Linked DNA regions of Homo sapiens: regions 1 and 2 are each linked to region 3. Evidence: read pairs that join two places in POLR2A ChIA-PET (ENCODE). Cell type or tissue: MCF 10A. All regions are shown on one strand. Region 1 has its middle 81 kb from the start of SLC7A1. Region 2 holds the start of LOC105370139 (a long non-coding RNA gene). Region 3 overlaps SLC7A1 (solute carrier family 7 member 1).

Region 1 (4,000 bases), 110 kb before region 3:
AAATGGGTATACATAAGAAACGCACTAAGATTTTTCCAAATGACAATGACCCATCCCTCTCCACACACATACACACACTTTTGTTTTTGCTAATTATTCCTTCAGGTTTTTGTGGTTATTGTTTGTTTTCTTGGAAAAATGCAATGTAAATAATGCACAGTATGTTCATATACCTGTACGTTGGTGCCAGGTGTGAAAGCGTGTACTTCCTCTCAGTTTGTAGTCATACCTAGAATGGCATAGAAATCCTCTTTATGGGCCGGGCGCGGGGACTCACGCCTGTAATCCCAGCAGTTTGGGAGGTCGAAGCGAGCGGATCACAAGGTCAAGATATTGAGGCCATCCTGGCCAACATGGTGAAACCTCGTCTCTACTAAAAATACAAAAATTAGCTGGGCGTGGTGGCAAGCACCTGTAGTCCCAGCTACTCAGGAGGCTGAGGCAGGAGAATCGCTTGAACCCAGAAGGTGGAGGTTGCAGTGAGCTAAGATTGGGCCACTGCACTCCAGCCTGGGTGACAGAGAGAGACTCTGTCTCAAAAAAAAAAAAGAAATTCTCTTTACAAGGATGCAGCACTCTGCTAACTGCTAGCATCAGCTTTATGTGTCAATTCGAAAAGGTTCCGATGCAAAGGGATGGCTAACCCATGCCAGAATGATGCCTCTTATCTCCCCATGTTTAAAGAGAGAACTGCTCATTGGCTCTGCTCCCCACATTGAGGCACCAGGATGGAGATTGGAAATAATTCATGAATGAAAATATCAGAAGCAGACCCATGTAGTTTGGGTTTTTCTCCTTAATACCATCCACAGGATTCCTCTAACTTGAAAAATTTTAAACACAATAAAAGCATCAAGTAAGAACAACTGAAACATATTCTTTATCTATCTATCTAAAATCATAATATATGGCATCTAGAATCATACATATATTATGCAATTCACTAAAAAGTCAATATAGATATAGCCAAATATACCGTACATTTCATGTTTGAACTGTTTGAAAACAGTTATGTTTTCAAAATGGCTCCACCACCAATCTCTGCTCCCTGCCCCTGCTCCCCACCGGCTGGCCAGGAGAGCAGGGGGTGAGGTGTTTCTGCTCCAATTCCAATCATTCTCTTCTTTCACCATCCTGATTAAGTGTCTCTGATGTACTTCTCAGTCTCATCCACCTTTCATGCCGATGTGGTCATGACATTTGTCCTAACAAATCAGATAATATAATATATGGGCCATAATTATTTTGCCCTCATTTTATAGACAGAAGAAATGAGGCCAGAGATGCTATAACTTGCCCAAGATTCCTTAATGCTGAAGTCAGAGTGCATAATTCTGAATTCCTTGCACCCGGGCACCATTCTCCTCCCTAGAGCACCCTTGTCTTCAAAGGGAGACTGGACAATGCTCATTAAGGAAGGGCTAATTGACTAGTGCACGTAGGGGAACTCCCCCCACTGCCTACAGGCATCGAGTGTCAGGAGAAAACACCCACCTCATAGGCCTCAGCTTTGACATCGTACATTTCATTAGAGACAGTAAAACCATATTCTTAGAATGTTTTTACCGAGATTTGAGAATTGACACTTGCTTTAACAAATGTCCGTTTCACAGAATCTCAGAAAACCGGAAGTCCTATGGATTTGCACCATGTTTGGATCTGTCATCGTTTCTTAGCAATTGTGTCACCATTTCAGGCCAGCCGGAGATAGGCCAGAAAAATGAGAACATTAGCCAGGAGAGCCTGATGCCCTTGATTTCATACCTGCTTTCATGGAGTTAACATCAGGCTTTTTTTTTTGGCCAGTGATGATTAATCCTTATAATGATTCAGTTTTCTTTTGCCACAGCTTGTCTAAAATACTTTTCTTGCATAGTTCTCTGGTTAAAAAAAAAAATACTAAGACAACAAATGAATAGAAAGGGAAATTTTTAGCCATTTCCACGGGATGAGGCTAAACTCAGAGCCCAGTTTCACCTTCCCCTTTAATGGGACTGGTGCCAACCAGGTAAAACTGCAAGCAAAGCAGGGAGATGCCGCTCTACCAGAACGAAGCTGATCGTCCTTCTTCTCCTGACAGAGGGCACTCTGGAAGCGGCTGCCACACGCTGTGCCTGCCATTGCTCCGGAGACAATGGGTTGGTTGCCCTTTCTAGCCTCACACATTGGTCAATTCTCTCAACACTGCATTTTGGAAGACAGTTCGTGAGACGGAGCTACTACTTCTCTGCCTTAACCTGAGAAGGTTTTTGATGGGAGAGAATGGGGTGTAGCCTCCTCTAGAATACTCCTTGTATTCCTCCTGTGTCTGAAGCTTGTCCTGGTGATCATACAAGGAAGTGTTCAACATACCAGGGAGTGTTCAGGGCAATACTCTTTGTCCCTTTCAGGCTGACAGGGCTCTGGATAATTTCTGAGAGGCCAAGTCATGGGCAGTGAGGTCGCATCCCTGGAATGCCATGTGGACACATTATGGTGTTGGCAATTTTTCCTGGCCTGGGGGTGACGTGTACCCACCTTCAGAAGACTGAGAGCTCCTGGAGCGGAGGAGACCTCTGGTTTACAGATCCCTTTTCCCACTCCGAGTTCACAGTCCTCATGGAGATAAGAAGGTCTGAGTAGACAGCTTGCATGAGGCAGACCAGAGTGTCCTGTGGGATCAAAAAAATAAGTCCATAATTTTTTTTTTTTTTGAGACACTTTGTCACCCAGGCTGGAGTGCAGGGGCTTGATCTTGGCTCACTGCAGCCTTGATCTCCCACGTTCAAGCAATCCCCCTGCCTCAGCCCCCCAAATAGTTGGTACTATAGGCTCTCACCACCACACCTGGCTAATTTTTTTTTTTTTTTTTTTTTTTTGGAGATGGAGTCTCGCTGTGTGCTCAGGCTGAAGTGCAATGGTGCGATCTCAGCTCACTGCAACCTCCACCTCCCAGGTTCAAGTGATTCTCCTTCCTCAGCCTCCTGAGTAGCTGGGATTACAGACGTGCACCACCATGCCTGGCTCATTTTGTACTTTTAGTAGATACGGGGTTTCTCCATGTTGGTCAGGCTGGTCTCAAACTCCTGATCTCAGTTGATCCGCCCATCTCAGCTTCCGAAAGTGCTGGTATTACAGGTGTGAGCCACCACACCCGGCCAATTTTTGTATTTTTTTTTAGAGACGAGGTTTTGCCATGTTGCCTAGGGTGGTCTTGAACTCCTGAGCTCAAAGGATCCACCCACCTCGGCCTCCCAGTGTGCTGGGATTACAGGCCTAAGCCACCGCCCCCAGCCAGTCCAGTCATTTTCAACCACCAAATTCGATTTCTCATTCACACTTCCTGTGCATCAAAGTTTGGCTGCAGCTCTGTTGAACGCACCTTCCCTTTGGGCCTGGGACTGCCATCACAGCCTGTGTGTGGGACATGGCTGGTTAACTCAGCAGAGGGGAAGGAGGATATGGAAATCATGGCCCTGCTCCTAAAACATCTCCCTGGAATGGGTGCAAGGCTCTCCTGCTCATGGTTCATTGGCCAAAGCAACTCATATGGCCACTGTTAGGTGGGGACTTATAAGCCTCCCACAGGCAAGGATAGTGGATATTTGTGAATAACAAAACAATTAGTAATGCTAATTAAATGCTTGGTCTTTAGTATTGAGCACTTCCAGTTCACTGGCCATTTGGTAGACCACTGACCACCAAACCTGACTATTCCTAGCTGTCACCAAAACCACTATTTAGTTGGTACTTGGTCTGCTTTGAACTACATCTGTCTAGATTAATTTTTTCCTTTACCCTTAATTACATAAATAATGCATAAATATATTTTTGTTGTAAAATATTCAAACAATAAAAATAAAATAAGAACAGCATGGCCGGGCGCAGTGGCTCACGCCTGTAATCCCAGCACTTTGGGAGGCCGAGGGGGGTGGATCACGAGGTCAGGAGATCGAGACCATCCTGGCTAACATGGTGAAACCCTGTCTCTACTAAAAATACAAAAAAATTAGCCAGGCGC
Region 2 (4,000 bases), 130 kb before region 3:
CTTTCAATGATTAGGGGAATCCCTCAGATGCCTTGGTCCAACCGCCTCACTACAAAGTAAAGCGTTAAAATGAAAGCAAATTATAGGCCCCATTCCACAACATGAATCAACTTTCATTAGCAAGCAGGTAGAGAGCTGGTCACTCAACCTGTTCTGTTATTTTGGTGACTTCAATCTCTGTTCTTTCAGGCCCTCCAACAAACACCCTGCAGGAAAGTTTCACTAAAGGCAAATGCGACTGTATCCTGACAGTAGGTCAACTAAATCAAATCAATGGCAGAAGCTTCTTGTAGGTGGAAGGCCCAGGGACGAGCCGAGTTTAGACCTTGAGCGTGCTCTGTTCTACCCATGAAAGGGCAGAGATGCCTGTATTAGTCTTTCTGGCCCACCATGTAGCTTGAACTCCGCCCATTCTGTAAGTGGAAAATTACTTTCCGCATCCCTTACCCAAAGAGCAGGTCCTCTGGTGCAGATTCGGATGAGGATATTTGAAGTTGCTGCAGCCCGTCTGGGCTGTGGACTCCTTTTAGGGCTTTTCATATGTTTGCTAACCACTCTTCATGTATGGGTTCCTGACTAAGATTCTTCAAATACTAACTAAAAGCTCCAGGTTGTTGATAAAAATTGACACACACATGTTATACTGTTAGAGAAACATAACACAAAAATTAAAATAATTCAAATACAATGATAGGAGCAAATGTCTGTAAAAAGCACTCTAAGAACCCAGAGGCGGAGCCGGGTGAGGAATTGGTGAGGCTCTCAGTGGTGGTGTTAGGGAAGCTTCTAGAGGAGCCAATCTGAAGCAAAACTCCAAAGGATGGACAGATGTTTCTCAGGGGCCAAGGGGAGAAAGGGATTCTAGGCACAGGGAGCCACTAAGGAAGGACAGAGAGCAGGAGAGAGTTGGTTACAGACAGACATGGCATGGGATCTCAGCAGGAGAGGTGGTGGGCATAGAGATTAGAATGGGAGCCAGGTGCCTGGAGTCCCAGCTATTTGGGAGGCTGAGGCAGGAGGATCCATTAAGCCCAGGAGTTCCAGGTTGCAGTGAGCTGTGAATGCACCACTGCACTCCAGCTTGGGTGACAGAATGAGACCCCATCTCTAAAAAAAATTTAAAAGGGAGGGATTGAAAAGGGGAGGGAATCCAAGTCTTGAAGGCCACCCTAGACTGAGAAGTGTGGATTTGATCCTGTGGGTAAGGGCCATTTGAAGATTTTGAGTAGCATTTAAAGTGCACAACTAGATTGATATTTTCTTTTTTTTTTTTTTTTTTAGGCAGACTCTCACTGTTGCCTAGGCTGGTGTGCAGTGGTGCGATCTCAGCTCACTGAAACCTCCGACTCCCGGGTTCAAGCAATTCTCCTGCCTCAGCCTCCCGAGTAGTTGGGATTACAGGCACATGCCACTACACCGGGATAATTTTTTGTATTTTTAGTAGAGATGGGGTTTCACCATGTTGTTAGGCTGATCTTGAACTCCTGACCTCAGATGATCCACCCTCCTTGGCCTTCCAAAGTGCTGGGATTACAGGCATGAGCCACCGTGCCTGGCCCAGATTGATCTTTTCAAATGTTATCTCTGGCAGTCATGCGGAGAAGAAGTGAAAGGGAGGAGAAATTGGAATTAGGGTGACAGAACTTGTAGGAACAATTCTGGCAACAGATGTCGATCATGAGGTGAGGAAGTGGTAGGAAAGTTACCTTTCTGAGCATTTCCTTGGAGCCACGCTGTATGTTGAGCACTTTACATCTATAGAATCATTTCATCCTCACAACCTTAGGAGGTAGGTACTATACTATGTCCATTTTAGACACGAAGGGAGTGAGGTCTAGATAAGCTTGCCAGATAAAATACAAGATATCCGGTTATATTTGAATTTCAGGCAAGCCAGTAACACTTTGCTGGTATACATACGTCTCATGCAATATTTCGTTTTCTAAATCTGGCACCCGAAGGCCCAGAAAGGTGACACAAGTTGCCCAAGATGTCCTAGCCGCCAAGTGGCAGCGCCAGAATTGGACTCCCGGGCAGGTGAGAGCCTGCACTTGGCTCCACCCTGCCTGGCTGTGCCGCCTCTCACAGGTGGAGCTGGTTGGGCTCTCAGACAACAGAGAGGGCTTGCAGGAGCAGAACCTTGGCCAGGCCACTGGAGTTCATCTTCAGGCAGCTTCGTTTGCCCTTTCTCTCTGGCCGCTTCATTTATTTATTTATTTATTTTTTATTATACTTACAGCAGGTCTGCAAACCTCCTATAAGCTATCTTAGTGCTGACAGCAAAATCTTGGCTTGTGACTAAGTCACTAAATCCCCGGAACTCGAAGGTATCTCTGCCCTAGGGTTCAGAACATTTTTCCAGCTCTCCCCTCCCAGTGAGCACTGTAATTAGGAACTTATTCAGACCTGATCTGCAGACAATATGCATTGACAGCTCTGCATACCTGTTCCCACTGGCCTGGGATAGAAAGCGCAACTTAAACAGAACTGTTTTAAGAGATTTAATAAGGTTTCACCTGAGGCACAAAATACAATTGTACTTTCAACACTGGAATGTTTCAAACGTTTGACAAATGAATATTGGGTGCTGGTAATACTGTGAAGTGCAGGGCAGAAATGTTACTCTTTGGAGTTACTATCCTTACTAGTTTCATTTAAAAGACAGATATCAAAAAACAGACCCACAGCAACACAATGAATGTTGCAAGGAGGGAATACAGAGGAGCGGGTGGGAGTCCAGGAAGAAGGTGGGGTCATGAGGATCTGGCTGCTCACAAACCGCCCCATCAGCACTGCTGGAGAGCTCATTAGGAATGCAGAATCAGGGACCCCAACCAGACCTACCGATTCAGACCCTGCATTTTTCTTTTTGTTTGTTTTTTGTTTTTCTGAGACAGGGTCTCAATCTGTCACCCAGGCTGCTGTGCAGTGGGGCAATCATAGCTCACGCAGCCTCGAATTTCTGGGATCAAACAATCTTCCTGCTTGTAGCTGGGACTGCAGGCATATGCCACCATACTTGGCTAGTTTTATTATTTTTATTTTTGCAGAGACAGGCTCTTGCTATGTTGACAAAGCTGGTCTTGAACTTGTGGGTTCAAACGATCCTCTCACCTTGGCCTCCCAAAGTGCTGGGATTACAGGCGTGAGCAACCACAACCAGACTTAATAAGATCTCCAGATGAGTCCTGTGCACATTCAAGAGACATGACATTGAATAATAAGCACCGTTCACTCCAGAGATGACACATGAAATGAATCTAGGAGGAATAGCTTTCCAGGTAGGGTTTAGAGGGAAGGCATTAGAGGGAGAGGAGGCAGTAAGCAAGGGCATAAAGAAAAGAGACACACTCAGGAAATGACCCAAAACTTTGGTACATCCAGAGCCCAGTGGTACATGGGGAGCAGTAGGCGGGAGCCTGCAAAGGTTGGCAAAGATGCCTTAGAGAGGGGAAGATGGTGAGTGGCTTTGTTGCCACACGAGAGGGTTGGAGCTTTTAAAATAAAATTGTTCAAACATACAAAAAAGTATCAGTAACAAGCATAAAATACAATAATGAGTATCAACTGTAAATAAAACCTTACAGATCAGCCTCCTGTGTATTCCCACCCACCTGCATTCCATTCTTCTCCCTTCCTCCTGAACCTGACTTCTGTTCTGAGTTTGGCCTTACCATTCTTATGGATGTTTTTCATGATCTTCACACATGTGTTTGTATAGATAAACAATACAGGATTGTTTTGCATGCTATTTTACTAATATGTATTTTACTACAGTTTTACTTTCTGTTCGACACTATGTTTTTTAAGACTTATTGTTGAGGCTGGACACAGTGGCTCACGTCAGTAATCCTAGCACTTTGGGAGGCTGAGGCAGTGGATCATTTGAGATCAGAAGTTTGAGACCAGCCTGACCAACATGGTGAAACCCCTTCTCTACTGAAAATACAAAAGTTAGCTGGGCATGGTGGCATGCACCTGTAATCCCAGCTACTTGGGA
Region 3 (4,000 bases):
ACAGTGTCTGCTGCATACCAGCTGCTCAGATGTTATTGCATTACATTGAAGAATTTTTTAAAAATCTGTCTTGATAGTGCAATGTGTTGTTGTAACCTATCACTAGACTCACTGTGGGTACTCTTGAGAATGGGCTAGTGGTGATTAATCTGGTGTCCTTAGGAGCTCGATTTAGAAGGAGGAGGGCTATCATGTGATTATTGCAGCCCCCGCCTCATGAGGTCAAGCCCTCACACTTGCAGTGGGCCTGGTAGCTGCAGACATCCAGAGCTCACTGCCCCTAAGGCTGTTGCCATCAGGGGCCCTGCAGGGAGCAGAGTGCATTCTCAGGATGGGCAGTTTGAGGTGAGTTTAAATAAAGTGACTTTTTACAAAGGCAGGGCAGGGGGTTCACAGCCTGGAGTAGTGAGGGGGCCCTAACCACTTCTAACACCCTCAACCTGAGGGGAAGGGATGGTTTTGAGGCTGCACCTGGCTTGGTGAAGGGCCGATCTCCAATGAGACAGCCCGCAGAGAGGGTCCTCCTTCGCCTCACTCCTCCCTGCCAGTGCCCAGAGAGCTCGGGATGCATACAGGTGGGCCTCGTAGTGGGGAAGGCAGGGAGTGGCTCTGGGGGCAAACAGGATGCGATTTCAGACATGGGGCAGAGAGCCAGGTGCCCTCGGCTGAGCTGAGGACAAAAACAAGTCAGATGAGTTGTGCAGCCCACATTTTTCTTTGCTTTAGATAGGAGTCCGTTCTTAAAATGGAATCAAAGTGACTGGACAGAGACCCGTTTTGATGAATTTAAGCTGGTGGCTTGTTGGGTAATCTTCCTTCGCTTGCTTAGAAGCCTGGAGACCTGTGTTCAGGCGCGTCTGAGTCACTTGGTGTATTAGGACTTGAGTTGCCCTGTGGTAAAATAAAGGGACGGACTTGATCAGGGCTTATCAAGCAAGTGGTCTACAGGGCCAGGTAGCACATATTTTAGGCTTTGCGGCCACACAAGGTCTCAGTCTCATGATCATCATCTCCTTTTTCTTCTTTCTCTTTTTTCTCCTTCCCCTTCTTTAAAAACACAATCTTTTACAAATAAAAATCATTCATAATTCATGGTCAATACAAAAGTGGGCGAAGCGCCATTGTGTGTCAGCTCCTGGACTAGATCGTCACTCCCCTGTGTGCTTTGTGCACTGCTGTGTGCAAGGTGATTTTAGGGAATGCACATGCGTTTTTATTTTAATGGTATGTGAGTTCTAATGTGTATTAGGAAAAATAGATGACTAGCACCTTAAGAGTTCACTACCCATAGTTGTAGCTACGCGGGGCCCTCCAGGAAACAGTTGGCTCTCGCAGGCTGAGTGGTGGATGTGAGTTTTAAGACCTGATTCCAGGTAATTTTGGTGGTGCTCCATTTATGAGAGTAATACATCGTCGTGGTTTTTTAAAAATTTGCCTAAATTATTAAAAGATGGATTCCTTTAAGGAGAAATATTATAAGGGACAGTGTCCATACCACACAGAGCAGAACCTCACAGAAGAGGTACGGGGTAGACTGTGGTCTGGAGTGGATTAGATCAGCTCACTCCTCCCCAACACCACATTCCTTGATTATCCCACGTTTTAGATGTAGCCTGTTGGGAGCATTTCACATTGATGAAAATATTCTCAGCACTTTGAGAAGTTTTGTGTAAGTTTAGAGGAGAAAACAAGAGGGCAGAGCCATTTTTTCGATGGAGTCCTGACTGGCAGGTGCCAGGCATGTGGGGTGCCTGCCCACCCTGCCCCTCTGTGAAGAGCTGTCCCCTGGGTGGGAGCTCTTTGGAGTCAATCCCTCCTAGAAGTTAGGGCCACCTCACCCTCAAGGGCATGCACGTTCCAGCAACACAGCTAGTGATTTAGGCCCAGGAGAACAAATTAAGTCCAAAAAAAAAAGAGGCCAAGACTTGCAAGAGCTTGCTTAATTCCCTTTGGTAATTACTGGCTGTCAGTCTCCTTGAGCCTGAGCCTGTGCTGCTCTCCCGAGCTCCTGGCCACACCCGAGACTTATTTGTCTTTGTGGGCTTCTTTAGAACTGCCGCACTGTCCGGGTTGCATCCGTGGGAGGGATGCCCGCCTGCAGGGAGTTGTACCCAGCAGCTTGTAAACACCCAGGAGTGTGGCAGGAGCTTACCTGTCAGGTGTGCCTTGGCAGAGAAAAGGCTGCGGCCAAGCCCTTTGAGCATTCCGAACATTCAGTGTGGGAAGCATCCCAAAATTTGTCTCCCACTCACTGAGTTGGGCATGTCTTTTCCTATCCTCCCGGATGACTTTTTTGCCCTGGTAGTGAGCCCTGATGGCCTTAGGAAATACTGGGCTGGGCTAACAGACTGTTCCATTTTGACTGCCTGATGAGCTTTTACTCTTCTGCTTACCTATGTAAGCCACCCTATTCTTTTTGAGATCCTGGACCATAGGTATCCACAGAGTGAGAGGGCTTCCCTTCCCCCACACCCTGTTTTGACCTAAAAGCTTAAAAACCACGTGTATGGCATTATTTAAACCAAAAAATGCTGCAACCTGCCCCATTTTTATTATTCTGCGCCCTGTCACCATGAAATATTTAAGCTGCGTATTAAAACAGGAGCTTGTATTTGCAATGTAACAGAACACCAGAAGATGAGGCGGCAGTTGTAGGGAGAGTTTATCAAATAGGAGCTAATTTCACCCTCGTGAAACTCTCAAAGCAGAATGACGGTTACATGTAATAAATAGCTTGTGCAAGTAGAGTGGAGAGCCTCTTACCAACGGCAACTGGAGCCATGATGATTGATTTCTAGGGGAGTGGGGTGGTAGAGTTTTGACTTGAAGCAGAATTAAAGTATGTGGGAGAAAGTGCTGCCTTAGCAACCGAACTTGAATAGAAGTTCAAGTTCAAATCTGCCTGTCATGGTTAGTGGGAAAACTATACTGGGGTCCCTTTGGATAGGGCTCCTCTTGACTTTTTTTACAAAAAATAGTTTTATAAATCTGATTTACATAGTATAAAGCTCACCTATTGAAAGTATAAATTCAGTGATTTTTAGCAAATTCACAGGATTATGCAGCCATCGCCCTAATTCTGGAATATTTTCGTCACCCCTAAAAGGAAACTCGTACCCATTAACAGTCATTCCCCACCCGTAGCCAAGCCGTACACAACCACTTATTTCCTTTTTATCTCTATCCTGGACATTTCATATAAGTGGCATGACACGGAATGTGACCCTTTATGTCTGGCTTCTTTCACTTAGCATCGTGTTTTCAAGGTTCATCCGTGTTGCAGCATATGTCAGAATGTCATTGCTTTTTATGGCTGAATAATATTCCTTTGTCTGGATGTACCACATTTCGTTTATCCATTCAGCAGTCGATGGACGTTTGGGTTGTTTCTGCTTTTTGCCTATTATGAATAATGCTACTGTGAACATTGGTGTACATTTTCATGTGGACACTTGCTTTCCTTTATCTTGAGCATTGACCTTAATGGAATTGCTGTATTGTACCTCTGTGCACTTTTTGAGGAATCTTCTTAGTTGTTTTGTTCTTCCGTTTTGAATTGTAAGTATTTTTTAATTGTGGGACAATACACAGAACAAAAATTACCATCTTAGCCATTTTTAAGTGTGCAGTTCAATCACATTAACTACATTTACATTGTTGTACAACCATCGCTGCTGCCATCCTTTTCTTGGGTTTTGGCGAAACAGTCCACACCATCTCTTAGGCCCCAGAAAGGATAAATAACTTTGGCTTTGACTCAGCAAAGAGGTGGGTTAGTAATGATCTAACTCACTGCCTTTTGAGAGGTGTGAGAGTCTAGACAGGGTGATGGTTCCTTGGCCCAGAACCGCAGGATCCCTTCTCTGTATAGATGCTGCTGCGTTAGGAAGCTTTGGATAAGAGGAGCAGGATGGGGATAACTTGAAGAGGCTGCCCGAGAACTGGGAGCAGGGAAATGGTAAGGTGGGCTACTGTCTGCATCCTGGGGGAGCCCACCGGG

Evidence for each region. Peaks named below come from ENCODE experiments on the same cell type or tissue, not always from the same donor. Only the 100,000 strongest peaks of a DNase experiment are listed, where the experiment ranks them.
Region 1: POLR2A ChIA-PET joins it to region 3 with 10 read pairs; 2 of 35 experiments call an interaction of 5 or more read pairs at or near these places.
Region 2: POLR2A ChIA-PET joins it to region 3 with 10 read pairs; 3 of 35 experiments call an interaction of 5 or more read pairs at or near these places.

Annotation. Positions count from the first base shown.
Region 1 is chr13:29,675,147-29,679,146 of GRCh38, reverse strand. No RefSeq gene overlaps it. Among named protein-coding and RNA genes, the nearest start is that of SLC7A1, 81 kb to the right of the region's middle. In MCF 10A, no CTCF peak of the experiment used is centred here; a DNase peak (open chromatin) is centred at 2,016.
Region 2 is chr13:29,691,850-29,695,849 of GRCh38, reverse strand. It overlaps LOC105370139 (a long non-coding RNA gene), which reads right to left and starts at 850. Exons shown (of 3, transcript XR_941804.3): 1 at 448-850. In MCF 10A, no CTCF peak of the experiment used is centred here; a DNase peak (open chromatin) is centred at 2,079.
Region 3 is chr13:29,565,753-29,569,752 of GRCh38, reverse strand. The region is part of intron 1 of SLC7A1 (solute carrier family 7 member 1); the gene reads left to right. Among named protein-coding and RNA genes, the nearest start is that of SLC7A1, 28 kb to the left of the region's middle. RefSeq lists an enhancer at 1,557-2,062. In MCF 10A, no CTCF peak of the experiment used is centred here; a DNase peak (open chromatin) is centred at 2,152.